Regions from separate parts of the Homo sapiens genome. Here region 2 is linked to region 1. A link is an interaction called in ENCODE POLR2A ChIA-PET data of the cell type or tissue named here. Cell type or tissue: PC-3. All regions are shown on one strand. Each heading gives the region's core, and the rest is flanking DNA. Links, peaks and the distances in the headings are about the cores only.

Evidence for each region. Peaks named below come from ENCODE experiments on the same cell type or tissue, not always from the same donor. Only the 100,000 strongest peaks of a DNase experiment are listed, where the experiment ranks them.
Region 2: POLR2A ChIA-PET joins it to region 1 with 5 read pairs; 2 of 35 experiments call an interaction of 5 or more read pairs at or near these places.

Annotation. Positions count from the first base shown.
Region 1 is chr5:89,035,772-89,051,545 of GRCh38, forward strand. All of the region lies in intron 3 of MEF2C-AS1 (MEF2C antisense RNA 1), which reads left to right. Among named protein-coding and RNA genes, the nearest start is that of MEF2C-AS1, 160 kb to the left of the region's middle. In PC-3, for the core only: no CTCF peak of the experiment used is centred there; a DNase peak (open chromatin) is centred at 8,110; H3K27ac peaks cover 464 bases.
Region 2 is chr5:89,483,209-89,498,982 of GRCh38, forward strand. LOC107986387 (a long non-coding RNA gene) reads left to right here and starts at 4,462. Exons shown (of 3, transcript XR_001742523.1): 1 at 4,462-4,498; 2 at 8,116-8,207; 3 at 8,744-8,984. RefSeq lists a silencer at 4,831-5,031. In PC-3, for the core only: no CTCF peak of the experiment used is centred there; no DNase peak of the experiment used is centred there.

The sequences.
Region 1 (15,774 bases), core at 6,541-10,540:
ACAATAACCCTATGTAACAGTTGAAAAAACTGAGGCACAGAACTTAAATGACTGACTGAAAGTCCACAGTGAACGTTTAATGGTGGAACTAAGATTAGAGTTCAAAGTCCAGCATTCTTTACAAAGTGGTTGCAAACCCCAGGATTGTCTTCTTAGAGGGCAGATACCCAGGCCCCTTAAATAGATACTCTACATTGGGTGGATTTTTTTTTTAATTGAGTTGAGGTCTCTCTCTGTTGCCCAAGCTGGAGTGCAGTGGCATGATTGTGGCTCATTACAACCTCAAACTCCTGGACTCAAGCGATCCTCCCACTTCAGCCTCCTTGGTAGCTATAACTAAAGGGGTGCCTGCCACTGCACCCAGCTGATTTTTGAAGAATTTTTGTGTGTGTGTATGGAGACAAAGTCTTGTTATATTGCCCAGGCTGGTCTTGAACTCCTGGGCTCAGGCAGTCGTCCTGCCTTGGCCTACTAAAGTAGTGGCATCTCAGGCATGAGCCATTGCACCCAGCCAGAAATCTGCATTTTAATGAAACCTCAGGTGATTCTAGTGCGGATCATCTGCTATGATAAGCATCATATCAGGTTATGCAATGTTCTTATGAAGTAACTTGGCAGCAGTTGCAAAACAACACACAAATATGTTTAAAATTCTAGAGTATGGAGTTATGCCGAGACGCAAGTGATGAAGACGAGGGTGCCAGAGAGGACAAGATCTTTTGTGCAGGCTGGTGCTGACCACGCACACAAAGGGGACATTTAGGTTGTCTGGAATTCCTTCAGTGATTTGGACAATGTTTGCTCATCACTTCTTTCAGCTCACACAAGAAATCCCAGGAGCATTTTGCCTTAAAATTCTTATTCCTTTATTCGAAAAAATAAAAAATTAAAACTGGACTCAATGTCTTAAATTAGGAAAGAATTCAGCATCAAATGTTTCTTTTTGCCCTTATATGGATTTTTTTGAAAGCTCTGTCTAAAATACCATGTTCTTTCCATGTCATCTTCATTGTGAATGCAGGCAACAGGATTCTGCCCTTGGATGGCTTTCAGGGGAAGAGACAGAACAAAACAACAAAACACTTTATGTTTCTTTTCAACGGCACAGATTTTTACATGTGAGGGTCAGGGTTGAGTTCAAAATGTTGCTCATTTGGGAGCAATGAATTTCTGTTTTTCAGATGATATGAAAAAATATAGAGTAAACGAAGCATAGGAAAACACTGACAGTTACTTTGCAACGATGTGAATGGAAAAACTGTACAGATTGCATTATATTTGAGTGGACATTTTAGCATGAATACTCATGTGTAATTCATCTCTTACCCTCAAAGTTAGAAGCCTATGACTCTGGCAAGCAGGCATTTGTTCGGAACCCTGGCTTTCAACAGCCATCACTGTGTACCGGGAGCCAGTATGGGATTCCCCCTCAGGGGATGGAAAGTGGCAGGAAGTGACCTCTCAATTGGACCATTGTCTAAGGAAATGTTCTAAACGTCTTTCCCTCAGCCTGGTTGGAGATACATAATCAACATATTTGTGCCATGAGAAGGGAGCCCCAGTCAGGGCCAGTCCTTCTGCAAACAGCTCCTTCTTATTTGTTCTTCCCTTTTGTCTAGCTTTGGGGAATCGCTGTGATTCAGCACTTAGGTGAGTGGTTATTCCTGTCTCCCAGATCATACGTCCCTTCACCTAACTTGTGAATTTCCCTCTGATATCTTACTGATGACATTCCAGAAAGCAGCATATCCAAGACTATTACTGGCTAGATACAAGGCAGGGACATTTGCTATTTATGGCCTCTGCCATTTCTCACTGTATTCCTTCATTTTAATATATGCATGTCTTTTCTGCTGGGTCAAGCGTAAGTGTCTGGAGGATATGTACGTTACTCATAATTTTAAAATGGCTACTATTATCATTATTTGTAGAGACAGGATCTCACTTTGTTGCCCAAGCTGGTCTCAAACTCCTGGGCTCAAGTGATCCTCCCACCTCAGCTTCCCAAAGTGTTTGGATTGTAGGAATGAGCCACTGCACCTGGCTGAAATGGCTTTTAGTTCAGAGCTTCATGTATAATGGTCCCTCAATGAATGAATGAATGAATAAATAAATAAACTTGCAGTGTCAATGATTATAGGGACAGTCCCTTTTCCCTCTGCCCTTGCTCCAAGAGGTCTTTTGAGTTACCTGTCCTTGAAACTAGATCTGGCTTCAGCCCTGTGTCTTTGCTTCTGGCTTAACTGCCATGGTGCCATTTTGTACACATTGTAAACAAAATGGAAAGATAAGAGTGGGTGAAATAAGCCATGGCCAGAGCTACTGGTCAAAATCATGACAAAGGCAAGATTTATGCTTAGTGTCTTCCACCATTTCTGCCCATGGTCACTGACTCCCTCTAGGTGGGCCCCTGCTTTGCCATCAAACTTTTACCAGGTTCACCAAAATACTCACTGAACTTAGAAGGCACCACATCCAAATCGTTCTTTATCTATTATCTGTCTGAGCTTATCTGTACTCCATCTCAAATGCCCTTACTTTCTGCTAAGTGACAATACTTGGTAATAGATGAATGAAATAAACCAGGCTTTCCTGTTATAAGACCTAGCCAATATGGTACCCTTCTCAAGAATCAAAATGTCTCAACTTGATTTAAAGACCCTTTAGTATTTGTGCTAGGTATATTGATTTGCTTTTAATAAAATCTCTTTTCTTTACTTTTTTTTTTTTTTTTAAGAGATGGGGTCTCACTCTGTAAGCCCAGGCTGGAGTACAGAGGCATAATCATAGCTCACTGCAGCCTCAAACTCCTGCACTCAGGAAATTCACTTCTGCCTCCAAAAAAGCTGGAACTACCAGCACACACAACCACACCTGGCCAAATTGCCGTTACAATCTCTTAAATTCCTTCCTTCTTCTATGTTTATTTACATGGTTGCTGTCCTGGTTCTGGCAAAACAGGTCTGGTTTTCTTGCTTTGTCTCTCTTAGCAGTCCATCCAATGATCTGTTGCCAAATTGATCTTTTTTAAAACATCTCTTTTATCATGTTACTTTTTGTCTAAAATTGCACTCATTGATTCACATTGTATTGCCTGCATGGTGGACTTAAAACATATAGGCCACCTCTTTCCCACTCCTCATGGTAGACATTAGTAATCAATCATTCTTTGTTTGCCTAAGAGCCCATGGCCTAAGAACACAGATTTCTAATGAACCACTATCAATTGCTAGGAGATCTCCACATGAAACTTCTTTCTCATACTCAATGGACCACAATGGGAAATTCAAAGTCAAAGTCCATACCCAGGAATTCAACATAAGTTAATCCCATTATGCCTTTCATTGAATGTAGGTACAAAATCTTCCTACTGTGCTCCAGCAAAATTCTGAACATAACTCTCTACTGAATATACTCTATTCTGACCAGACTCTGGGCTACTCTTTCTGAAATTCCACTGCTGGTAATGTTCACTCTACTTTTCTAACTTGATCCAAACAGGCCCGTGTTTCAAGGCCAAGCTTGAATTCTTCTCACTCCCTGAATACTTCCTAGGACATGTCAGGCAGGGATTGTCTTAACTCAAAGAACTGTCTATGCCACTCATTTAGCCAACAAGTATTACAGATTTGTGAATGGGCTCTCTTGTGGCTATTATTTACTTGTCGATTGTGTGCCTTCTTTTTTTTTTTTTCTTTTTTTTGAGCCTCACATTTTCTTTTTTTTTTATTGTTATTATACTTTAAGTTTTAGGGTACATGTGCACAACGTGCAGGTTTGTTACATATGTATACATGTGCCATGTTGGTGTGCTGCACCCATTAACTTGTCATTTACATTAGGTATATCTCCTAATGTTTTCCCTCCCCTCTCCCCCAACCCCACGACAGGCCCCGGTGTGTGATGTTCCCTTTCCTGTGTCCAAGTGTTCTTACTGTTCAATGGGACTGTAAACTAGTTCAACCTTTGTGGAAGACATTGTGGCAATTCCTCAAGGATCTAGAACTAGAAATACCATTTGACCCAGCCATCCCATTACTGGGTATATACCCAAGGGATTATAAATCATGCTGCTATAAAGGCACATGCACACATATGTTTATTGCAGCACTATTCACAATAGCAAAGACTTGGAACCAACTCAAATGTCCATCAATGATAGACTGGATTAAGAAAATGTGGCACATATACACCATGGAATACTATGCAGTGTGCCTTCTTTTCTAGATAGATTTCAGAAGGGAGGGACTACATTTCTACCTCTTTCTATTTTTCCTAGTGCTAATTTACAACATCATATGAAATGCAGGCCTTTATTACTTGATTTCAGATATGGAGGCAGGTGAGTATAGGAGAGATTAAAATTACATTCACAGACACATACCATATTTCTCATTCTCTAGCATAAAATATTTCTAAACATGGAATTGTACATCTGGGTGACAACCCTCAAACTGCAATTGGGAGCTAAGGATATAATCTTTAAAACAATTTGGTATAGTTTTGTTTTGTAGCTAATGTTTATTAAGTACCTATTGTGTGCCAGGCACTGTGCTGAAGATTTACACACAGGATCTTTTTTAATTTTCACAACTACCTTGTGAGGCAGAGACTATCCTATCTTCAATTTGTAGATGGAAAAAAAAAAAACCAGGCTCAGAGAGCTTATATAATGTACCCAAGGACACAGAAATGGTATATAGCAGAGAACCGGGATTCTACCTGGCTGTCTGCTGTCTGACAATTGGGCCTTTTCTCATCATCACCACTAATATAGCAAAATACAATACAGTGAAAAGATTACCTCACAGATGGATTTGGCGACTGCTTTTAGAATTTCAGTGAGTAACATGAAAACTTAAAGAAGAGTGATAAATGTCAGGATGCTTCTGTGGAAGAAATGTGATTGTTTGGTTTATCACAAGTGAGCAAAGAATGCTCAGAGACTGGACTGGTATTTAACAGTATAAATCTGAAATCATGAGAACAGACTAAAGGAGTGCAATAGAGAAGGGAAGAGAGTGTCTGGGAGGCTGCAATACGGTAGGTTTGAGAAAAATAAGGGAAGGGGCTGAAAGTCTTCTGGAATAGGCTACCCCAGAGAAAAAGGAAGAGGGATAGACTAGCCTATTGTAAGTGAGGAGATGCTAAGAGAGAGCATAATGAGAAAATGGGCCATGTGTAATGACTGTCTTAGCTATCGTAACTCAATGGAGTGTAGTTCATACATTCTCTTACACTAATAAAACTGCTGTTCCCTATACTGTATTTGCGAAATGGCAATGGCTAAGAAGCCAGAGAGAGCTGGGGAAAGATTGAAAGCCATGAACGCTCCCTTTGATGGGACAGTTCCTTCCAGTCTCCATCTTAGGCATTTATACTTGTAAGGGTAACTTGAGATGATCCAGCAATTGTCAAATGAGTGAGTTCTGTGGTGCACCTCCAAGTTTTGTCTTATCCTGCAAGCCCACAAAAATCTTCCTATGTAGGATTAGTCCTTAAAACAGTCCTCACTGGGGAGGAAAAGGTGAGGACGTGCCCCCTCTTCTCTGTGCCCGTAGTTTTAATTGAGCCTCAAGTGAGTTTCCTTAGAAGTCAATTTCCCAAAGGGGACAGGGAAGCGTGTGAAACAAAATGAGAGGTGGGGTCATAATTCCCAGAAGTCTTCTGACTTCTTTTTAGATCCTGGTCAAGGATAGAGCTGTTTGTTGTAATAAAAAACTCAGTAGCAGGAAGTTGAAATGGAGGTTAAACTTAAAAAAAAAAAAGAGCTAATTTTAGCTCCATTCAAAACCCAGGAAAAAAAAATCAGTGTTTACAAAATTAAGATTAATGGGCTGCCAAAATTCAACTCATTAGTTAGCAACACTACAATGTAGTGATGAAGTTTGTGCTGGTTGGACTTACAGGGAATTAAAACTATATGATTGGGAATGCTTTTCCCCTTGCATTTGACTTAATGATTATGGACCTTTCTACTGAAAAGAGTGGGTCTAAAAATTCCTGCCTAAGAGTTTACCAATCTCACTTGTAGTTTACTCATCTCACTTGACATAGAGGGGGGTCTTGTCAAAATATACTGAGTGCTGAAGATCATGGTTATTATAGCTTAAAAGCTTTTGCAGATATTGATCTAGACACTAGAATGTCCCTCCTTGTGTAGATAAAATACTCCTGGAGACTTGAAGGAAATACACCAGGAAAAAAAAACCCAGAAAAACAGAGACTTCTTTTCTTTTTGACAAATATGGAGCTCTTTTCCTTCCACAGGGAGGCAATCAATTGAGATGATGGTTTGTGGAAGGCCTTAGGGTGGACAAGAGCTGATTGGGTGTGCTATGCATAAAGGTCCTTTCTCATACAACATCTCTGTGCAGGAGGTGGGCAGATGGCAGGCCAGCTTGGGGGGATAATTGGAGAACAGAATGAGAGGACAGAGCGTGTGTATAATGCTGCGCTGAGATAACACATGCAGAAATCCCTAACTCCGTGTCTGGCACAAAATAAGGACTAAAATGTTCATTTGGTGTTTCTATTGTTGTAGTCATATATATTCATTTTAGTTCAACTTTTAAAGTTGCTTTATTGCTTCACCAGGGGATCTCAAGTTAACCTCTGACTGGTGATCAGTGTATCAGAAAAATATTATGTTTCATGTAGATATTATAACCAACATTGGCCCTGTAAGAGCTCTCTTGATTTCAGAAAAGAGTGTCTTTGAAAATTCCCTTCAAGTCCCATGAAGTGTATATCTGTGTTTCTTTGAGTCTGATTATCCACCTTACATCTGTACAGAAGTTAGCAATTAGTCTTCAAAGGGGCTAATGGGAAAACTGTCCCTTCATAGAACCTTTAGAGGTGGAAGCGGCCTTAGAAATTCTGTGGCTTAATTTTATGAGAAGACAATGATTTCTTTAAAGCCACAAAACTAGTTAATGGCAGAGAAGGAGTGAGAGGATAGCTCTTTTGAATTCTAGGCCAATATTCTCTTTCCTCAATAGAAGATTAGAGACTTATTTCTTGTCTAAGTTTTTTGAGTAGACTTCTTAGGCAATATAAAGTATAAGCTGGACAAAATATAGGCTGTCCTGAAAGGGAACCTTCCCTTATAGGGTGATGAGAGAGGAGTCAGTAGGACTGAGTGCATTTTTATTGCAATCTTTCCAGCCCACTTGCTGGCTGTCACAGGATAGCCCGGAAGGCTGTACAGCTGTGCATGATTAGGGCATGTAGGTCTCTCTCCGGGCCAACTATAACCTCAGGTGTGGTTTTCCTTATGTTACAGATCAGCTAGGAAGAGACTACTCCCAGTGGGCACAGCATTTCCTTGAGGAGATGAGGAAGATGGGAAAGATTCTAGTTCTCTGAGACAGTGGAGTATGACAATACTTTCCCCCCTTTTGGCTCATACTCAGTCTACCTTTGGTTCTGAGAATACAAAATTCAGGATGCAAAAGAAACATTAGACCCTATGTTTGCCCTCTTCAGTGTATGTTTGCATATGTTTGGGGAGGAGGGAGAAGAAGGAAACTCCTGTATTTTAAGTGGTGATTGGAGGGGTTTGCTGGGAGAGAGTGAAGAACACATAAATGGAAGAGGAAAATAATAAATAATAGCTAGAGACAAAAATAATTTCAGGTTGCTAATTATTACTAAGCTGATTAACTTAAAAGAAATTAAAAGAGCAGATATGATCCTGGGTAGCTACATCATCATCACATCTTTGAGACCACAGTTTCTAGTCACTATTACCAGAGAGTTAATTAGCCCAAACTATGGCTGCTGGTTGCTTTAGTTGTCTTCAACTTGAAGTTTTTTTTTTTAAATATATATATAAGTTTTAAAGCTAATTAGGATACACCTGGGGCTCATAGTGAAAGCCAATACAGCTTTCCCCCAGGAGGTTATTTTCTTATATAAGAAAATTTGAAAAAAGGAAAAATGTCAAAGGAAAAACATAATCTATAGATTTAGAGAAAAAGAAGAGTGTAACCATTTCAGCTCAGTAGACCACAAGGTCAGACAAACGTTGCCTGGAATTGAATGCTGTGTGCTTCTGTTTGAAGAAGGAGGATGCTTCCTAGATGTGTCAGGGGAACTACCTGCCTCCTTCCTTATCATCAGCTGTAACACAGGATGTGGTGTTGCTGGCTGGTAATCTGGAAATGGCTTGTTTGTTTTTACAGATCTGTAGAAAAGATTCAACAGTTGTAAAGGATGGAAAGACTCAAAACAGTATGGGACTCATAATAAAGAAAACTAGGGGGAATAAAATTAGATATAACAGCTTGTGACCATAGAATCTGCTCCAGGTATCCGTTGGACAGAGGTGCCAAATACATCTTCTTGTTTCAAAGAAAAGCCAGTTCTTTCCCCACACCCTCCAGCACATGGTCTTAGAATATCCAGACCCCCCACCCCAGCACCCTTTTTTAAAAAAAATTCAGAAAACCTTTGTATTCTTCTAGATACTGGAACTGGTTTATTTATGGGTTTCATAAAGAAAAGGCACTTCTCCTAGAACTCCATAGGCTTGTGGCTCTCTGTTTCTACCAGGCCTTTCTGGATAGCATCCCTCAGATTAAAGTCCCATTACACACTGGAGAAAGAGGATTTTCTAATGCACAACTGGGATAATGTTACTGTTCAGTTCCTGATTCCACTGAAAAGTTATGCTGAGTTTAAAAATCCTCTTTTCTCTTTCCACAAAAGTGAGTGTAGGGCACCCACTGAGAGCTCCTGTCTGCTCTCTAGAAGATGCTAAAGTTGATTCCTGTTGAATTCTCTTGAAGACTGAAATTTATTTGCCATAAATCAATGCTTTAAAACAGAGTCAAAGGCTGAGGAAATTTGAGAAAAATACCTTTTTTCCCATCTTCAGGAAATAAGTGAACAAATAAATAAGCCTTAGTGCCCAATACCTGAAGAAATATGAAGTGAGGAATAATGATTGCCATCGAGTGTTAGGAATTTAGACATGGGTCTTTTTGCTTCCAGTTTCATGATCTTCCCACCGCCCGTGAAGTGCCACGTGGCCTCCCATATTGCTATACTGTAGTAAGGAAGGAAAAATCTTAGACAGCACAGACAATGCTGTACTGTTGGAAAGCTTTGCCTTGTGTAAGCACAGTCAGCTTGTATATTGTTGACTTTCCCCAAAGGGGAGTTCAGGGAAGCCAGAGTGTGTTTATCAGCTCTATCTTTTTCTCCCCTGCCTACCCTACCCCAGATTGAGGGTATGTGGTTGCTCCCTGGCTCAGGGAATGCTTGGGTATGGGGGGACCACCCAGGCTGTTTGGCCTGTGACTACTGCAGAGTCACCGCAGAAGAAGAAGCAGGGAGAATGGGGCTGACTTTGAAGTTTGGGGATGGGAGAACCAGGGCTATTTTAGGTTTGGCCTGAGGTAACTCACACTTTGTGTAACCTCTCCCCCAATATTTGTATACAGGGAACATCAGACTATCTTGACTACATTAAAAAGAAATAAAAGACCACAAATAAAAACTAATCCGCAGTGGGAGTATGCAGGAGTCCTAATTTTTTTCTTGTTGCTGGAGGTGGTGGCAAAGGGTGAGCGTTAGCAATCAGCTGCATGTTTGCCAACATTAAGCCTCTTGTACCACCTGAAAGTGAGCAATCTGTTTCCTCATCAGATTCTTTAGGAGATGCTGGCCAGTCTTCACATGTTGCAGTGAGGTGAAGCTTCCTACATTTTTAAAAGCAGGGATCCTAGCCTGTCAAAGTCTCAAAGTATGGCAGAACATTCTAAGAACCTGCAACAACCTAAACGTAGTTGATAGAATAAATGGCATACCATTTGCTAGTTCTGTGATCCTGGAAAAGTTCTAACTTTCCTAATCTGTAAAATGAGGTTAAGGATACCTCTCTCAGAGTGTTATTGTGAGAATTAAGTCACATACTACATGTAAAGCCCTAAGCACAGTGACTGGTTGATAGAACCAATCCAGAAATGATGATTCTTGTTACTTGTTAGATAGGTGGCTTTATTTTATTAAGCCTTTTGTGAGAGTGGATCTTAATATGTGGAAGTCACTGAAAGTCCAGCCAAACTTGAGTCCAACCAAAGGGATATGGTTTGGCTTTATTATCTAAGCTCTGAGCCAAGCTGTCAAAAAAGATTGAACACGTATTAGGAGAAAAAAATATATTAAGTGATGAGGTGGGTGTGAGTGAGACCGTAAAGAATCAATACCACTATATTATTATTGGTTTGGCTCTTCCTCATTTATAAACACTGAGCCTGGTTTGAATGGTTCAATTTCAGCCCCATTGACAGGTTCTTCATTTTGTTTGTAAAATCTTGGGCACATTAGGGAAAAGATTTACGTACTTCATGCCCTGTTTTTGTCATTCTGCATGGATCATATGTACTCTATATCTTTGTACTGTATCGTGTGAAGCAATTTCAGGTTTGTTTTGTTTTGTTTTGTCTAATAAGCATGTTGTTTTTCAAATCAAACAGTTTGAGATTGAAGTCGATAATAAATAATGAAATGGCTTGACCACATTGTACCAGGAACTCAGAGAATGGAAGCTTTGCCCCTCTCCTTCACTCCATCCCCAGGATCCATGCTCCCCGAGGTTAGCAGTGTCCATCAGAAAGCTGCCCTCTGCCCTCATTTGTGTTTTATGAGGAAACACAATATTACAATGAAAGAAATCCTGATACTTTCCTTAAGGCAGAAGCACTGAATTTATGTTATCTTGAACTTGAACCTATTCTAGGACTATGCATATCTTCTTTTGGTCAATAGATCAAAAGCAGTGAGCACAGTGGCTCACACCTGTAATCCCAGCACTTTGGGAGGCTAAGGTGGGAGGATCGCTTGAGCCAGGAGTTTGAGATTAGCCTGGGCAACAAAGTGAGACCCAGCCTCTACAAACATAAAAAATAAATAAATTAGTGGAGTATGGTGGTGTGTACCTGTGGTCCCAGCTATACAGGATGCTGAGGCAGGAGAATCACTTGAGCCCAGGAGGTCGACACTGCAGTGAGCTGTGTTCATGCCACTGCACTCAAGCCTGGGTGACAGAGTGAGACCCTGCCTCAAAATCAATCAATCAATCAAAAGCTAGTTACAAAAAAGAGAGGTAACAATGATCCTGACCTTGTAGGAAAGTGAAGCAGTGTCTCTGAACAATGAAGCAATCTAACAGGACAGACAGGAAAGTGAAGACCCAGTTTCACACTGGGAAGTTTAAAAAAATACTGAACGTTCTTATGGAATACTTGTTTTTTCTTTTTAATGCCTTTATTCATATTTCTGTTGTTTTTACCACTATCCTTTTACTATCCAAAGGATTGATACCCAACTCCCATGAATAGATTTTTATTCGGGTAGGACCTACTTATGTTTTTACTTGTTTAGGGCCTAGCTCAATGCTTGGTATTTGCTAAAGTCTGTAATAACTAAATGTATAAAAGAGCTTTTTCATTGATCACTAACACTCTCTGAATTATTGTAGGAGTTTGTCCATACTCATCAGTCCTTGAATTATGAACAAACATTTTAGTACTTGATTTTCTATTTTAGTTTACTGATGCTTCTTATCATATTTTAAAATCATTCTGGACAAGCAAAAACCTTATTGTCTAACTATACTTTTCATTTTATAAGATTCACAAATCTCTCTTCAAATCTTTAGTTTTTATTTTTAGAGGTGATTTAACATATCAGATAACTTTTAAGTATCAGGACAAATCATTCATTTCATTTCAGTTTAGGAAAATGCTATCACCAAGTTCCCTTGCTGCCAAGGCATAGAATTCATGCTATTCCGTGGTCATACCTACCAAGGGGAGAATATGTATTCAATTGCTAATGCTCCACTGGGACTCCTGACAAAGTCATTTTATTATGCCCAGTTTTAAATTGCATGCAGTGAGACTCTTCCCAGGAGCATGGCAATGTCCATTGCTCATGCTCCAGAATTGCTGTGTGGTCAGGTCAGGACTTTATTCTTAATGCTCACTGGGTCATACTTGCTTGTGGGTTTTTATGTGGGAAGCAAGGCAGACACTGTGTGTCAGGGTGAGGCCTTCTGCCTCTTGCCCAGGGAAATTACTGCCACATGAAGGTAGGGCAGGAAGCCAGAGGCTGTCCCAAAGCCTTTGGACAATTTGCCCTTTTTCTTGTTTACATGTGCACTTGTGCTAGAGTGAGAGAATTGTGTTCTGGCAACATGTATCCCCAACTGCCAACTGCTCACATTTCTGGCTGCTGCATGAAGTTGTGTATTGTAACTAGCTTTCCTAAAGGAATTCAACCAGTTGAAAAGGTTGCCTAACTTTGCTGAATATTTAAGGTTACCAATCCAAGTTAGGGGTAAATGTTTTCATTAAAACTAATCATCCCCACTTGGGCATACAGAATCATTTCAGCAGGAGGTATAACCTATACCATGCGTTCAGTGTGAATCGCATGTTCTTGTTCCTACTGCAAAGAACCCAGAAGTTCTGGCAGTGTCCTTCAAGGGATGGTAAAAGTCCAAATTCATGCCAGAAATCCCTCATACATGTGATGAAGACTGAGTAGATTAAAGATCATTGATACCAATTTCGATGGAGTAGCCATGTTAAATATAAATAGGTTAATACTGGAGGCAAGAGTAAATACAGAGGATTATACATATTAATTTTAATGGGGGGGGGCTATGCTATACAGAATAACTGGTTAGTAAACTCAGCAGTTTTGTTGGATCAAACCCATCAGCCATTAATAGGTGGAAATAATCATCCTCCTGGTTGAAAGACCAAAACATCTAGTTTGGAAATTTAGGAGTCATATGCCAAGAGTGAAAAGTATCTCTTTAGCAAATAAATCAGGCAATTCTCTTGTACATGTGACCAATGCATTCATCCTTCGGTGCTTGATTTTGAAACACGTAAAGAAATAATAATCAGATAGACTCTGCATTACTGGAAGAATCTTGAAATTAAGATTGTGCTATGCTGAGGATTTCTACTGCTGGTAGGGAATAATTTCCCCTGCCTTTGCATTATTCATCTCATGTAAATTTTGATAAAGTTCATCACTGTGATTATTATTTCATTTACCACATTTTATATGTTTGTAGCACCATTTCCTAAGGTGCTATAAACCACCATAGGATCTTTTTCCTATTCCAGAATAATAGAAATGTGTGTGTTCTTGATATAAAAGGGAGCCTTTTTAGAAGCAGGTAATTAACATACATCATCATAACTTACTACATTGAACTTACTGCAATATGAGTGTCCTTTCCCACCATGTGTAGGAGTGGGCTTTTTAGGCCACAATATCTATGTATTATGTCCTTATGCACCTTCAGCAATAGGCACCTAATGCATATACCAGGCATATTCAGATGATTTTTATGCTCACAATTATCCTATGAGATGGGAATAATAATCCTCACTTTTATGACTAAGATTCTTTAGCTCAATGATTTCCTCAAATTTACACAGCGAATAAAATGGAAGAGCCAGGATTCTAAACCAGGGTTCTCTGATTGTAGAACCCATGATCTTTTTATGGTCATATTCACTGCAGAGAATTCAGCTTCCTTGACAGAAATTCTAGGCTTAGAAAGGATCAAAAAAATATGACTCATTGGGGTGACTCTGATTTGACAGTACCCTGATAATTCTCCAGGAGCACAGGTGGAAACTCCCAAAATGGGGATGGTTTTTTAGATTCACACAAATTCAGCAATGAAAAATGGGTCAAAGGTCATCTAGCCCAACCTCCAAAAGGCCATCTACCCTACTCTTGGATGCTGCCTGGGCTTTCTTGAGGCAGTTATTTTCTTCATGGTGCAGCACAACTTCTAGAAAGTACTTCATGTTCAGCCAAACTCTATCTTATGGTGCTTTCATACAAAATAAGCCTAATCTAGCCTGAAAGACTGCATAACAGTCTTTCATGATCTACTTAAAGTGGTGAAAGAAAAAAGATTGTGAACTGCATGACAGTCTTTTGTTGCGGGATGTCAGGGACCCCAAATGGAGGGACTGGCTGGAGCCGTGGCAGAGGAACATAAATTGTGAAGATTTCATAGACATTTATCAGTTCCCAAATAATACTTTTATAATCTCTTATGCCTGTCCTACTTTCATCTCTTAATCCTGTTATCTTTGTAAGCTGAGGATGTACGTCACCTCAGGACCACTATGATAATTGTGTTAACTGTACAAATTTATTGTAAAACATATGTGTTTGAACAATATGAAATCAGTGCACCTTGAAAAAGAACAGAATAACAGCGATTTTTAGGGAACAAGGGAAGGCAACCATAAGGTCTGACTGCCTGCTGGGCTGGGCAAAAAGAGCCATAGTTTTTCTTCTTGCAGAGAGCCTATAAACAGACGTGCAAGTAGAGAAGATATCACTAAATTCTTTTCCTAGCAAATAATATTGATATTAATATTCTGTGAAGGAATTCATTCCTGGGGGGAGGTCTGTAAACAGCCGCTCTGGGAATGTCTGTTCTGTGCGGTTGAGATAAGCACTGAGATATGCCCCGGTCTCCTGCAGTACCCTCAGGCTTACTATGATTGGGAAACTCCATCCTGGTAAATTTTTGGTCAGACTGGTTCTCTGCTCTTGAACCCTGTTTTCTGTTAAGATGTTTATCAAGACAATACGTGCACCACTGAACATAGACCCTTATCAGGAGTTCAGTTTTTGCCCTTGTCCTGTTTCCTCAAAAGCATGTGATCTTTGTTCTGCGTTTTGCCTTTTGATGCATGTGATCTTTGTGACCTATTCCCTGTTGGTGCACCCCCTCCCCTTTTGAAATCCTTAATAAAAACTTGCTGGTTTTGCAGCTCAGGTGGGCATCATGGTCCTTCCGATATGTGATGTCATCCCCGGCGGCCCACCTGTAAAATTCCTCTCTTTGTACTCTTTCTCTTTATTTCTCAGCCGGCTGACACTTATGGAAAATAGAAAGCAACTATGTTGAAATATTGGGGGCGAGTTTCCCCGATAGTCTTTCAGATATTTGAAGGGGGTTCCAAATTTCCTCTATTTTCTTTTAATCAGTCCCAGTGCTTTCAACTGCACTCTGTAGGATACAGGTGTGTTTCCCCCATAACCTTATGTTATTATTCCTGAATACTGTGTAGGCTTACGAGGTAGCATTAGGAGCTCAATGCAGTGTATCCAGGATGGATTCAACCAGTGCAGATTAGAATGGCACTGCCACTTAGGAATTTTAGATAATGTACATTTGAGATTACACTTGGCAGCCACACTGAAGTGTCATTTCTTAATTCTAGCCGAGTCTCCTTCACAACATCCCGCACCTTAACAAATGCAGGTCTCAGGTTCCAGTCAAACTCTAAAGTTTTGCAATCTTGTCATAGCTTTAGGAAAGAATCCTCAAGGAAGAGAGTCAAATATACTTGTCTGTTTCCAAGAAAATAGGCAAGGAGGTGGACGAGCAATCTTTAGCACAGCAGGCATTTGTTACTTAAGCTGGCACCCTGAATTTGTGCCTGGGTCTCAGTGGGGATAAAATGTGGTGTGAATGGTCAGAAGTAAGTGGATAGAAAGAATTGTTTCCCCAAATGTCTGAGAGATATTAAGAGACAGAAGACACTGCTTCTTCTAACAAACTCTGACTCCAACATAAGGGTCAGTGATTTAGCTCATATGTTAGTTCTTACAGTACCTGGTGACAAAATTCATGATGGCCGTTATGGATTTGTGTACTGCATTTAGGAGTGTTCTTTCTAGCCTGCCATGTCTAAAAGTATGAGAATCTAG
Region 2 (15,774 bases), core at 4,245-8,244, 450 kb after region 1:
CTCAAGCTTGGGCTCCCACAATGTTGTAGTGCCAACATAGATAGACAGCAGAGTCAAACTGCATCAGGTAATTTATGCCTCAGCTACTTAATGGCTGTGTGACCTTGGTCAAGTCATTTATCCTCTCAGTTTTCCTATGGTAAAATGTATATCTTAAAATGCCTACTTCATAGTTGTTTCGAGATGATCTGTGTAAGGTACACAGAAAAATCCTTGACACAATACTATTATTATTTTATTACTATTAAATAATGCTCATTGTCTGAAAGCACACCCAGTATTGGGAGTGGCTAGTAGCTTGAGAAAAACTCCCGACTGCCTTTGCTCTCCAACCCAAGGCCATATAAGTTTTGGGACAGAAATCAGTCACCACTTCAGGCACTCTATGTTGTTTGTTCCTACTGAGATGCCTCTGGGAAATCTCTCCTACCTGTGGACCACTGCTGTCTAACCATCAAAATCTGTTAAAAATGATGAGCTTCTATTAAACCTCGAAAGGAACATGGTGAAGTTCTTGCTCTCTTCTCAAAAGGTTCCTTGACCATTGTACAAATGTTTCCACCTTCTTCCCAGTGATAAACACTACCTATTAAGCAGGCATTCAGAAGGACAATTTTTACCCAAAAAGGAAATCGTGTATACCCTTCCAGGGCAATTGATCCATACTTGCTTCATATTTATAATAGAAAAGGAGACATTAGAAAGACATTCTAGAATCAAAAAAGAAACTCCTCCAAGGCAATTTTCCCTTTACACCAAGATAAAGAAGTGGCTAGTGACTCATACAATACAGACTCTTGCTTTTTTTCTTAAATAGTTTTATCTAAATTAGGTGTCATATCCCCATACCTAATTGCATAGGTTTTCTTTCTTATATAAGAACTCATGGGTGTATCTAAAGGAAATCAGATGGAATGGACAATAGTGTATTAAAAGCAACATAAATAAATTTTTAATATAAGCAGAAAAAGTTGTGCTTCCTTAAAATCATACATATATTCACTCAGCTGTTGCTAATTCAGAGAAGGATTGATTAAAATTTTCCCAGCTAGTAAATAATTCCCAAAAGCTGTTTGCAAAGTTACATTACTGGTAACCTAACCACATCCTATGAAAAAATAAAATTCCCTCAACATCACACCCTTCATCCTGCCTGCATCTCCTACTAATGCACCTAACATGAGGCCTGTTCATCCAGTAAATATTTAATCCACTCTATTTATTATATGCTTTTAATCTGCCTTTATAGTATATCCATTCATTCCCAGTGAGTTCTCTGTATTGTCTCTTAAATAAAAAGGACAAAGGTTATAAAAACTCTATATAAATATCATACACTTCACATGCTCATATTAAGAACTAGAAAGTGTTGATTTGTACTTTATACCAATCTCAGAAAACATCATAAATTGTAGAACGAAAAAGTATTTATAAAAACAATGTTTCTGTTTTTTGAAGGAACTGGAGAAAAAAATGTATCACACTTTTTTTTAGAGGAGAAAAAATAGTCAGATTAATAAAACCATTAGAATTCATTTAGAGTGTGCATGAGTTGAGATTTTCTGCACTCAGAATCTAGGGCTCTCTCATCTAGTTATTTGAGAAGTGATTATTGTTGGTTTATAAAGTATGCTGTGGTCAGTACATTACTTTTAAAGGAGAAACCACATGATCCTTAAGTGTGAAAAGTAGATGTGCATTACTTATAGTATTTGCTTATGACACAACAAAGCATCAACATTACTTTAACTGTCTTTGTAATGTGCTGCTATGATGCCATCAAGAGAACCAAACTTTGGTAGCTCAAGTTCATGGATACCCTATTATAATGCCATTATGGTAGGAAAATGATTTTAGTGCAAGTTAATGGAAACCACATTACACTGGTAAGCAATTTTATTGTAAGTCTATGAAGACCACATTATGATGGTCAAACAATTTCCCTGTAAGTCTGTGGAGACTGCATTAATAATGCCATTATAAGAGCAAAACAATTTCAAATAAACTCTATGGGGACTCATTTCACTGTCATGATGGTGGCAAAATGATTTCAGTATATGTTTATGGAGAACCCTTTACAATGCCATTATGACAGCATTACAATAGTAAAAAGAAATTATCGGGAGTCCATTATAATGCCATTATAATTCCATTACATTGGTAAAAAGAATTCAGAGTAGTTCTACAGCAACACCGCTACAATGGTAACAATTAGGTCATAGAAAATATTAGGGGGCATGACATTTAAAAAGGAAAAAACAGATCTAGGTTTGGAAAGATCAGATTAATGTCCAGAAAGAAATCACATCTATTCACAAAGTTTTACCTTACTGGGCTCATGTAATTTTATAAAAACTCCTTTGCCTCTAGATTATCCAGTTTGTCACCATACCTGGAAGTATTTGTGATTTAAATTAAACATTAAATCCTTCCTCTAAAAGGTCAGTTATTTTTATTGCTTCTAATATGTTGCCACCTCAAATATGGTGCCCCTGGAGACTCTATCCTACCTGTGGACCTCTGTTGTCTAGGTCTTTGTACATTAGAGAAAAATGAATATTCATCCTCAATAGGGAAGAGGTGAAGATCTTGATCTCTTTATTTCCAAAATGTTCCTTGACCTCTATACAAATTTGCTCTACCTCTCCTAGGTGATCAATACTACCTTTTACATGGGTATTCATTAACAAATTCATAGTTGACTAGTGTTAAAGAAGGTTTTGCTACTGCCATCAGTCATTTCATTTCATGAAGATGAATCTATTATATCATTACTATAGATTATATCCCTATATTCATCCAGCTGATTGATAAGCATGGGCTATTGATAAGAATGTAATGTCTATAAGAATAAGCCTGTGAATAATTGCCTTACACAGTAAAAGAAACTTTGCAGATGTGATTAAATTAAGGATGCTGAGATTGGGGGGATTACCCTTGATTATCTGTGTGCTCCCAATATTATCACAAGAATTCTTATAAGTGGGAGGCAGGAGAATTGACAAAGAAGGCTATGTAAAGACAAGCAGAGACTGGTATGATGAAACAGTAAACCAAAGAATGCTGGTGGTCTCTGGAAGTTATGAGAGTTGGGAAATTGATTTTTCTTCTGGAATCCTCCAGAAAGGACCAGTTCTGCTGATTTTAGCCCCATAAGACTGATTCTAAATGTCTTACCTCTACTGAGATAGGAGAATAAATCTGTGCTGTTTTAGGCCACTAACTTTTTAGTAATTTGTTAAAGCAGCAATAGGGAGCTAACACATTCAGTAAAATAGATTTTTTAATCTGCTGTGAAATAAGCAAATTCAAAAAGTTTGTTCTATTAAAAAGACCGGAGTTATCATCTATGTTCAACTTTTACAACATGGAGAATGTAATAATATATTTTTATATCATCCATTTGTTTGCATATCTATCAGCATTGTAGAATATATTTTAAGGAGAACCATTTAGTTTTTTCCACCCTTATTGTGCTGTTCCTTTTGATTCAAGTACGTAATTCTTCAAACAAGACATTTGGAAAAAGAAGAAACACCAAAAACTTTGAAAACACACAGACTGATACTGACATCAGGAAACTTATGAAACTTAGATGAATATTTTAAACTAACGGTATCTCTAGAAATATCTCATTCTTTCTACAAATGTTTGTTCTTTCTTTCCTGGCAAGGCAGAGAATACATGCATATGGAGATATTTCAGGGGCTATGAAAAGAAGAAAAAAAATACAGAGGGTCAGTCACCCAGTGTGGGATGAGGAAAGTGCAAAATTGGCATGGTGTGCAAAAACAAATCACGCTCAGCATGGGTCACCATGCTCATTTACATTCCCTCACCTTCTTTGCAGTTAGGCTGGGGACATAGAAGTGAGTTCTGGCAGACGAAAATGTGAGTGGAAATTTTGTGTCACTTCTTATTCAGGACATTTAGGAGCTAGTGTCCCTCCTACTCTCTTTGTCTGCTACAACCAATTTGAAAATTGTATGATGATAAGGGGACATAAAAAAAAGCCTCAATCCTTGAATTGTTAAGTGGAAAATAGCCTTCTGCTAAACTATGTTGCATAACTTTTATTGTATTAAGCTACAAAGATTTTGAGTCTTGTATGATTTGGTAGTTAGTATTAATTAACTGAACTGATAACATACACGGAGTAAAAAATTTGAAAATTCCCACCCAACATTATTTTTATATTTGGAATTAACCCCAATTTTTCCAAATGTTACAGTATCTCTTCTGCTACCCCTCACCCAAAATGCATGTATCTTTTAGTTTTCATGCCAACATAGAAGAGCAGGCCACAGGAGACATGACTAAGAGAGATGACTCTTCAAAAGGATGTTTGAAACTCGGTAGAAAAACTGGAATCCTGGAATAGCATCATTTCAGGGAGGGTGTTACATATCGAAACATATTTTGTCACTGCTGTTTAATTTGTTTTCTTCACAGAGAGGTGGAGTCAGATTTGAGAGGCAGAAGAAAGTTTCAGAGCAAGGTAAGTTTGGAAGGTCTAACATCAATGTTATTTACACAGGGAAGAGAAGTGAATCTAGTTTAATGCAATTATGGGAGCTGAATTAAGCCAAAGCAACAAGTATTCCAAAGAAAGATTCATTTTAAGACACTTCAGTGAACTTCGGGCTCCATCATAAAGACTCATGCTTTACCGGTATTCAAGGGTGTGCTGGCATGAATGTAAGCCACTAAGCTCTCCCTTCAAGAGAATCTTCTGTGGGGTGACTTATCCACCTGTAGTACCTTGAGATCCACTGTGTCCTTCCTATTGAGGCCATCTTTCTCCTAACACAATCATGGCAGAAAGAATGAGCATAGTGGGAGTTCTTGAGCCAGGACATTCTTGCCAGTGCTAGACTCTAATAAGCAGCTTTTGCTGGGGAACTTCTTATCACTCTGGCCAAGACTTTCTCAGAACTGCTCTCAGTCTACAAGTTCTCCTTTCTCCCCATTCTCTTTTCACAAGCTTTATACCCGCATTGTGCTAGAATACAAGTCTTGCCTTCTTCTGCTCCCTACTACTTAAGCTTCAGAGATTTTCTCTTATCATCAAGGCTTCTTGAGAGTCCTGAACCTACACCAGTGCTACTGGAAGTTGTGGCTGGGACTGGTTCCCTTACCACCCAGAGAGCAATGAGGACACTCACCCTGAGTAGAATGTGAAGCATGGCTAACGCTTGGCACAAACTGGTTGCCAAACTGCTAAAAATTTCACCATTGCTGATGTTGGGAAAGTGTACTAAGAGAGAGAAGGCCCCTTTCTGAAGTGATTATTCAGGTATTCGAGAGATATAGGGGAGAAAAATTCTTAATAGGGGAGCAGAACTCGCCAGTTATTACCAAGCATTATTGATTCCTTTCATAAGAATAATGGGACATGGTTAAACAGTTAAAGTATTAGAACCAGAGGTACTTTTTTCGTAGCTTAATAGAGTTACAGAACTCCGAATGTGTTTAAATGCTCAGCCAAGGCAACAGGACTCTTGTGATAAATTCTTATTAGGAAAACCTGGGATCTTAAAACAACATTTAAGGACTTCTGCATATATGTGTCCTCCACGGATTCTGACTGTGCAACTCCCTACCCCCTGAAATCTCAGAGCTTACAGAGGTATACCATTCCTCCCTACTATAAGCTAAATTTTCTCCCATAAGGAAATATCTTGCTTAGTGTATTAGTCTGTACTCATGCTGCTTATAAAGACATTTTGGAAACTTGGTAATTTATAAGGAAAAAGAGATTTACTGGACTCACAGTTTCACATGGCTGGGGAGGCCTCACAATCATGGCAGAAAGTAGAGGAGGAGCAAAGGCACAGCTTACATGGCGGCAGGCAAGTGTGTGTGCAGGGAAACTGCCCTTTATAAAACCACCAGATCTAATGAGATTTACTCACTATCACGAGAATAGCATGGGAAAAACCCATTGCCATGATTCAAGTACCTCCCACTGGTCTCTCCCACGACACATGGGGGTTATGGGAGCTACAATCCAAGATGAGATATGGGTGGGGACACAGGCAAACCATAACACTTAGGATTCTTCCTCATATAGTAACAGTTGGCCCTCTTGGGAGCAGCCCCCATATAGTCTCATCACTGCCAATCTGAGTAGCTGGGTGAAATCCTAGCATAGCCTGGCTGAGGATATGCCAAGCCTTTTAAAAAGGTAAGATACCAAACCCCAAAGAGCCTAAGAATTAGCTAGGATGTATTAGCAGGAGCCAAAGAAGTACTCCTTAGGGTTGGATTCTAAGGGTTCTTGATAAAAAAGATTCAAAATGAAAGACTAGATAAGCAACAATTCAATAGTTTAGAGCCCCTTGGGATTTGGGATTCAGCTCCCTAGGGAAAGACCCTAGGGTACGGGTGGCTTGTAAAATCCTGAAGAAGAGGTGGCTATTGCTGAACAAACTCCTGCCTGTGTTTCTCCTGATAGATAGCAGGGGAAAGATTAACAGGCTAAGGAAAGTGATTAGGCTGGAATGGGTACATTTTGTGAGGTCAGAATACCTAACAGAAGATTATTCTGTGGAGAGGCTTAGAGAACACACCATTCACCATGGTCAACATGAATGTATTTTTGAGAGTGTATTCTGTGATCATAATACAGCTGCATTCAGTGGTGGCTCTCCCCGCAGGTCAAGGGTGATGGTGGGAGAGTATTATAAGCTGAAGTGTGTCTCACCCCACAAAAATATGCTAAATTCCTAACCCCCAGTACCTCAAAATGTGAGCTTATTTGGAAATTGGGTGTTTATAGAGGTGATCAAGTGAAAATGAGGTCATGAGGAAGGGCCCTAATACAATATGACTGCAAACTACCAGAAGCTAGAAAGAGCCAAGGAAGGAATTCCCTGTAAGTTTCAGAGGGAGCCTGACCCTGCTTCCCAATTTGGGGTACTTTGTTATACAAGCCCCAGGAAGCTAATTCAGAGAGGCATTCATAGAGCTGGGCTTAATAGCCATGGTGGTGATGGTTCCCTTAAGTAATAGAGACCATGTGGCAGGACTTATATGCCAGAAGCTAGGGGACTGGAATTTCCATCAGTAATCACCAGTATCAAAGGGGCAGTCAAGGGAGTTCAACCTTTAGGGACTCGTAGAGCTGGTTGATAAAGCATGGGATCCTTTGAAGCAAATGAGATGTGCAGCCAATGAAGGCACTGCTTAACATCTGAAATCAGAATAAGATGAGAGGAGTAGGAGACCTCACAAAAAAAGTTACAATTACATGCCCAGTTCCTAACCTAAGCCAAATTTCAGATCTGGAATTTATTGACTAGAAAGGTATCAGGCTTCCAGGATAATGCACATGCAACCCAACTGCAAATATATGTCCGCAGTCTTTCTCCAAAGGGATCTATGGCCATTAACTTAGGTGAGTATAAACTGGAGAAAGATGACTAGCCAGGCATTTTGAAGCTTATTGGATATTGTCACCCATAGGCCCAAGGCGTCATCATAGCCCACTGAGGTAATCAATGGAGTCCAGAACATGGACTGGCTTCAAATGGATCCACTGAGGTTACAAATGCAGCTGGTAGGCATTTCCTTGGTTTCCAAGTGCCTTATTGCAAATTGGCATATTTGACAGTTGGAGTAATCCCCATATGAAGTCCTGGTCTATGCGGTGAGAGCTACTATAGTGGGGAAGGCTTAGTACAAACCTCTGAAACTTACCCCCACACACTCCATCCAAGCTAGTTTGTAAAAAATACCTATCCTGGGCTAGGTGCTGTACTTATTGCTACTATTAAAGGCCTAAAGGTATAGGGATAGTGGTTCCTAATTTACACCTTTTAATGTGCCAGTCTGGCCTCTATAGAAACTAGATAGGAACTCCAAAATTACAAGGGACTTGCACAAGATCTACCAATTTGTAGGCTGATTGTAGCTGTTGTGCTGGACAGGGTATCATTGTAGAATAGATTAAAAATGTATTGGATATTATGCTATAATAGATTTGACAAATGCATTTTTTTTTCTCACCAGAAATGAGAGTCAGAAACAGTTCACATTCACACAGACGGGATGGCAATATTCATTTACAGTTTTGCTCCAGTGTTAACTCTCTCATTTTCTGTCCTAATATAGTCTGAGGAGGTCTGCACCATCTGGACACTGGCCAACACCATAATGATCTGTTACATCAACGAAACAGACTGACTGGGAAAAATGGGCAAAAGGTGGCTAACATGAGGGAGAGACCTCAGTAACACAGGAAAGTTCCAGAGGGTGGAAGATAGGCCCTTCAATAATTAGGAGACCTGCAACTTCAGTGACATCCTTGGGGATCTTGGGGGCATGTCAAGTATCCCTTAAAAATAAAAGACAAATTGCTCCATATTGCATCTCTACCAGCAAAGGGAAGCATGGCTCCTGGTAGGCCTTTGTGGATTTTGGAGGCCACACATTCCACACCTAGTTACACAGCTTGGCCCATGTACTGAATGGCATAGGGGTTGCCAGCAGGAAAGGGCTCTTCAGCAACTCCAGACTGTAGTGTGAGCTGCTTTGTCACTTGGAATTACAATCCTGTAGACCTATGGTGTTGCAAGTATCTGCAATGGGGAAAGATACAATTTGAGGATTATGGCAAGCTGCAGTGCAAGAATCCCAAAGCAAGCCCTTGGGATTCAGGAGCAAGGCTATACCATCAGCAGTAAAGAAATACACACTTTTTGGAAAATATTTTCTGATATATTATTTGTCCTTGGTATAGATCAGTTGGTTAAATACGAGGCACCAAGTGACCACGCATATCACACTGCTGGTTTCTTTTGGACCTACCAAGCTTACCGTCAGACAGGTCGAGCAGAAATTCACCGTGAATTGGAAATGGTACATCTGAGATCAAGCCCAGGCAGGACAGAAGGTACAAGTAAGTTGCATGAACAATTTGTCTCAATTCACATGACACCCACTACTGTTGCACCAATACCTTTCTTGAGCTCATATGTAAGGCCATATGGAGGACATGTTTGATCAATAGAAGAAGGACAAAAAAAGTCTAAGTTTAGTCTATGGATGGGATAGCTTGGTATCAGGGTGCAAGCCAAGTGATTGGCAGTTGCTTTCCTGCCACAATCATGGGTGGCCTAGACAGACAGTGGAAAGGAAGCATCTTCTCAATGGGTGTCTTGTGATTACCCCACCAAAGTGAAATGCAGACCTGATTCAGAATTAGGTTTGAATGTAGAAACTGGTGATGTAATACACATGGAAAGTGTGTGAAATTTTTATTATTCAAATAATGAAGCTTTCTAGGGAGAGCAGGAAAGACTTCCAAGCAGGTCTGAAAATGGATTGAGAAAGCAGGGACTGCAACAAGGATTCTTGCATGTAGACCAGGTCTTACATGGTTTGAACTTCCCACCAGCACAAGGGAAGCACCATTTGGATTTGTTCTTCAGCCTGCCCAGGTGTGAGGTGAAAGCGGAAGAGGGAGTGGTGATACTTAAAGGATGTCAGCAGTAGAACATCAAAAATGGTATCAGCCTCTTTATTACAGAGTGGGAGATAAGTGGTACATTTGATTATCTACTTTGTGTGAAAAAATAAATGCCCTATGATGGTGAGGCAATGGCCAGTGGCCTTGCCAGATGTTCAAGGTTGACACAGAAGGAAAAGGATTTGAAAATTGGACAAGGAAGAAGAGGTATAAACATGTGAATAGATACACGGAAGTAGACGTGACTGGGAATTTTTTTATACAAACATGAACACCTCCCCACCAAAACAAAAACAGAAACAAATTACAAAACAATACAAAAAGATAACCACAGAAAAGGCACAGAACAACCAGGTAAACAAAACAAGCCATCTAATTGACATAGCCTTGGTCACTGGTCACACTGAAACTGCCTCAATGGATAAATGAATTGAGTCGCTATGGTAGTAGAGATGAAAGTACACACGAGCCCAACAGTATGAAATCCTACTGACCAAGGTTGATCTAGCTGCTGACCCTGAATGTCCAACAGAGACCAATACTGAGTCTCAAAAATGTCAATATTTTTTGAGGTGACTAACCAGCCACTTGGTAGCAAGTCAACTGCATTGAGCCCATTTTATCCTACAGGAAGAGCAAGCAGTTCATTCTTAAAATGATAGAAGGCTATTTTCAGCATAGGGTTGCCTTTCCTGCCTGTACAGCCTTACCATGTACCACTATTCTAATACAGAGGGACAAAAATCTCACACAGTATAGCATTTAACTGAACATCAACATAGCAAAAGAGGTACAGGAGTGGGCCCAGGGCAAAAAGATCCATTGGCCATGTCACATACTATGTAATTCAGAAGCAGTAGGTCTTGTACAGTCTTGGTGCAGACTACTGAAGACACAGCCAGAGGCAATGTTCTTTAAGGATGTGGTGTAGTTTTTCATGATGCAGCACATGTATTAGATCAGATTACCCATTATGAGCATGTCTAGATGGTGCTGTGTCACCGCTAGGAAGAACAAAGGGTCTAGGATTTAAGAGATAGAAGCAGCAGTGGCCCCTATAACAACTGCTTCCAATGACCTACTTGGGGACTTCATGTTTTCCATTCCTGCAATTCTGGACTTTTTAGAATTAGAGTTCCTGGTCCTCAAACAGGGCATATTCTTGCCAGAGGACACAAGAAGGATCTCATTAATCTACAAGCTATAGCAGCTTCCAGAACTCTTTGGACTTTTTGCATCCAGAGATCAGAAGATGAGGAGTCACCACCTTGCCAGGCATAATTAACCCTGATCAGCAAGATAAGGAGGGCTGCTTTTACACAATGAGGGCAGACACAAACACAGGCATATACCATAGAGTGACACTTCAGTGAATGATGGACCACATATATTAGAGTAGTCTCACAAGCCTATAATGGAGCTGAAAAATTCCTATTACTTAGTGACATCATAGATGTTGTAAAGCATTATGTTTCATGAGTGATGCTAGTATTAACAAATATGCTGCATTCCCAGTTGTAAAAAGCCTAGCAGATACAATTACGTATACAGTTCATAATACTTGACAATGATATTAAATGACTATTTTACTGATTTGTGTATTATACTATACTTTTAACATTATTTTAGGGTGTACTTTTTTTACTTATATTTAAAAACTTAACTGTAAAATAGCCGCAGGAAGGTCCTTCAGGAGATATTCGACAAGAAGATATTGTTATCATGAGATGACAGTTCCATGTGTGTTATTGCACCTTGAAGACAGAAAAGATGTGGAGGTGGAAGATAGTAATATTATTGATCCTGAACATGTGTATACCTAGGCTAATGTGTGTGTTTGTGTGTTATTTTTAACAAAAATTTCAAAAGTAAAATAAAAAATTCAAAAATAGAAAAAATACTTAGAGAATAAGGATATAAGGAAATAAAATAGTTTTGTACAGCTTTATAATACATTTGTGTTTTACACTAAGGGTTATTAAAAACAGTCAAAAAATTAAAAACAAATTTAAATGTTTATAAAGTCAAAACATTACAGTAAGTTAAGGTTAATTTATTATTGAAAAAGAAAACTTTTTAAATAAATTTAGTGTAGCCTAAGTCTATAGTGTTCGTAAAGCCTACAGTAGTGTATAGTAATGTCCTAGGCCTTCACCTTCACTCACCACTCCCTCACAGAGTCATCCAGAGCAATTCCCATTCCTGCAAGCTGGGTAAGTATCATATAAATGGTAAGTGCCCTATACAGGTACACTTTAAAAAAAATCTTTTATATCATATTGTTACTGTACTTTTTTTATGTTCACATATTTTACATATACAAAACCACTGTATTACAAATGCCTACAGCATTCAGTAGAGTAACATGCTATACAGGTTTAGCCTAGGACCAATAGGCTATACCATATAGCCCAGGTGTGTAGTAGCTTATACCTCTAGGTTTGTATGAATACATTCTATGATATTCATATAACAAAGAAATTGCCTAATAACACATTTCTCAGAATGTGTCCCCATCATTAAGCATTGCATGACTATATATGTAGAATCCACATGATACAAGAGGGTACTTTTTGGTACTCACTTGCCCTGTTGTAATTATAAATAAACAGATCAAGGGCTCAGTCCTCTGAGGATTGAAGGTTTATATAAGTGTACCAGAATGACCACTAAAACCTGCTAAGTTGATGGCTGAAGGTGAAGGAATTTTAGAATTGATGGTAAAGGAGAGGAAGAATGAGTACTAGTTGTGGCCCTTAGACCAACTACAGCAGAGGGTTGTAGTTTGTCTCACTGCCCTTCCTCATCTAAGTTTCCGTTCAGGAGCTGAGAACCATGTATTGGAGAAGGTCCTTGCCCAATAGAAATAGAAAATTAGATCTTCCCAGGGCAAAGGGTAAACTCTATGACCGTGGAGTTGTGTCTTTTAGATTTCCCTTTAAGATAAGTTGCTGTGAAAGCATAGTTGATTGATAGTCTATAGCAGCCATGGCTTCAAATCCACCCTGGCACTTATCCCAAACTGTGCTTTTTCTGGGCTTCTCTAAGATGATGACTGGGCATAGCAGTGGTGTTATATCTAGACTTTTCCTGTATGACCCTTTAATGGGCAACTTTTGCTTGGGAACTCTCCATTGATCTGGAAGTCTCAGCACTGCATTGCAATTTGAACCTTTTCGCATTTAATCTTCTTTCCTTTCCCTTCCTCACTCATAGACTTCAAACCCACAGTATGGTGTGATCAGAAGAGATCAGTAAAGAAAACTACTAAGAAAACTGGCTGATAACTCAAACCCATATTATTTGTGAATCTGAGCTAGAGTTGAGTGATGCTAACTCATATCTCCATCAATGTTTTAGTTGGTTTATAGTTGATGTCCTGGGATTTTCTGGAGCTGTAATCAAACACCGGAAACAGTACTTGGATTTTGAATGGATGTGTTGGGGTAGAAAGTACCTCAGGAGACATTCTTAGAGGGAATTAATCTGAAGAAAACTCTGATTGCAAAATGGAGGTCATGGAAAAGTACTAACAATCTTTTGTTGAGTTTACATTGCATCGGAAAATGTCCCATGTGAAAATTTTAAAATATTTTGCACAGCTATGAAATGATGAGAACTTCAATACTGAATTTACTGCTGTGCCCAACTTTTCCTATTGCCTACACCTAAATATTGAATTCAAAATATAAAAATCCTAAACCACAAAATATATGTAGAGTCCCCTTTATAGTACTGATTTCTCCAAGATTATTGCTACTTTTTAAAATATCAACACTTTTGTTTAAAATTAATTAATTTTCTTGTTGCTCTATTCATGGGCTTACCCTGGCTGTTGGACAACCCAGAATTGCTGTGTGCTGGTGAAGACTGAAACCACATCAGTAAGGTACAGTGAGAGTTTAGTATTGATACTTTCATATATAACCTACTTTGTTTTATATTCATTTCTACTCAAAACAAAAACAAAAGCAAAAAAAAAAAAAAAAAAAAAAAAAAAAAAAACAGAGAAATCAGGCTTTCTCACACCACATCCCAAAGTTGTCTAGTAAATCACTGCATGCAAGTAAAGCATTGTATGCAGGTAATACACAGTATATGCAGATCTTTCTTTAACCTTCAAGTTTTGTATCTTTCTGATATTGATCCTGGGAGACAGTTAAAAGAATTTGTCTCATGATCCTCTCATGCACAAGGGGAGCAGAGCAGACTGGTGTTTAGATCAATAAAGATGTCCTGGGTGTCCTTACCTGTAACAAGTTTTGAACTTATAAGCAGGTGAAGCATAGCAATGTTTCTCATAGAGAGACGCAGATTTGTTAAGGAAGGCATCTCTCCCTGGCCTCCCATTTTGTATTTGACTACAATGTGTAATTAATCAAAATATTTGTAGGAAGTTTTATGGAATATGGCAAGTGGTGAGTTAAAGGTTAGGGAAATGGGAGAGGGTAAAAAAAAGTACAGTACATTTTCTTTTGAATAGAATTTATTATTGAATTTAAAATTCTATATGAAAAGCCCCTATATGCAACTGCTCAACAACTATAAAGCTCTTGCAAATTTGGTGTTCAGAAGGCACTCAATAAATATTGATTATTTCTTAACAAAAATAATAAAAACAACATTATAACTAATGCTGCGTGTTCTAAAACTGTTTCTTAAAAGTAACCCATAAACAAACTTCTAGGAGAAAAGTGAAATGCCAGAATAAATGCCCGATTGCCTATATTTAATTATAAAGGTAGAAAAAATTGCTAAAAGATAGATTGGAAGATCATACCAGGCTTTTCATGTAAATGAATCATCCTGAAATCAAAGCATGGAAGTGTTCAATATCACTGGTATGGGACTATTAAAAGTTACTAGTAATGTTTCAGGATTGTTTAAACTTTTAACCAATCTTAATCCAACAAAGGTTGTAGGCAATCTAAGTTAAAAACCACACTCATCCCTGGAATTACGTTAGGACCAAAGCCGTGTTTCCGATCAGCATTTAATGGTTCTCCTGACAATGTATTTGGTTAGAAGAATAAAAATATATTAGCATAAAGCAGAACAGGAAAGAAAAAAAATTCCTCTGGAAATAGAATAAATCAGATTTGAGGTTGTCACCACAAATATTCAAGACAAATTTCTCCTTAATTCTATTTTATATATAAAAAAATAAGACATCATACAGCATTTATGTTCCTGTCTCCCCTGCCAAATTTTTCAAAAGCGTACTTTGGATATTTATGGTTTGATGAAGTCTAAAAGAAATTGTTTTAATCTTTTTCCTTTTGGTATTAGCAACTATGTGTAATTTCAGAGATACTTAATTCATATGTTTCTAATCCATTTGCAATTAAAATTATTTTAAAAAATAACTTTTGAAGCTTTTAGAATTTTTTCCCATGAAGAAAATGAGGTCATGCTTTGCCAAGAAGGTATGAACTTGAATATTCAAAAGTTTAAGTTAGGTTTAAAGTTTCAACAACAAGAACATTCACTGGGCTCTCAACTCAATATATAAATAAGTTCTCAGGTTTTCTGTTTCTCACCTGCTAAACTTCCCAGGGTTATGATGTGAGTCTTAATCAATTGATTCAAGCCTCTCTAAAGGTACAAAATATTGGATTTTGTGAAAGGGGGAAGCTATGTTTTAAATAAATCTGTCTGTAATCTTTGCGATATAGGAGAGGACACGGTTGCACTTCCGAAGAACAGAGCTGGGCACAAAAATGTAGCCTCTTGAAACCCATTGGCACCACTTATACTCTCTCCTCAGTTCTAACAGATATTAAGATCTAAGTTCAGATGCATTCCCAAGCCATGTGCACCTCCACCAGTGTGTCCTAGGAAGCCAACTCTCTCCCAGACAGTGGAGATTCCACAGAAAGTTATCAAAAGCTAGATTCAGATACACTTTGCACAACAAAGTGCTTGTGCTTGATTCTATTGAAGCCAGTATTAAATTGGTCTTAGACTATTTGAATAAAAATGAAGCTCATGTTTATCTCCAGAAAGGTTCTGACTCTATTTTTTTTTTTTAATAAGAGAAACTATTAGCATATTTCTAGAGAATGATCACATAGGCTTCTGACACTGAGGTGGACCTGCACCTGGGTCCAGAGCTGAGCTACACTAGGAGAGTCCTCAGGCATCTGCACCTCGCCCTTCTGCATGGCCCATATTTCCCTGATTTTTCCAGGGTAGCAGAAGGTACAACAATGGTCTGTTGCCCTGGAAACACTGCACCGTGGCTAGCCACAGGACTTTCTTGGCTTGCGCTGGGGAGTTGGACAAGCCCTACTTGACTGCTG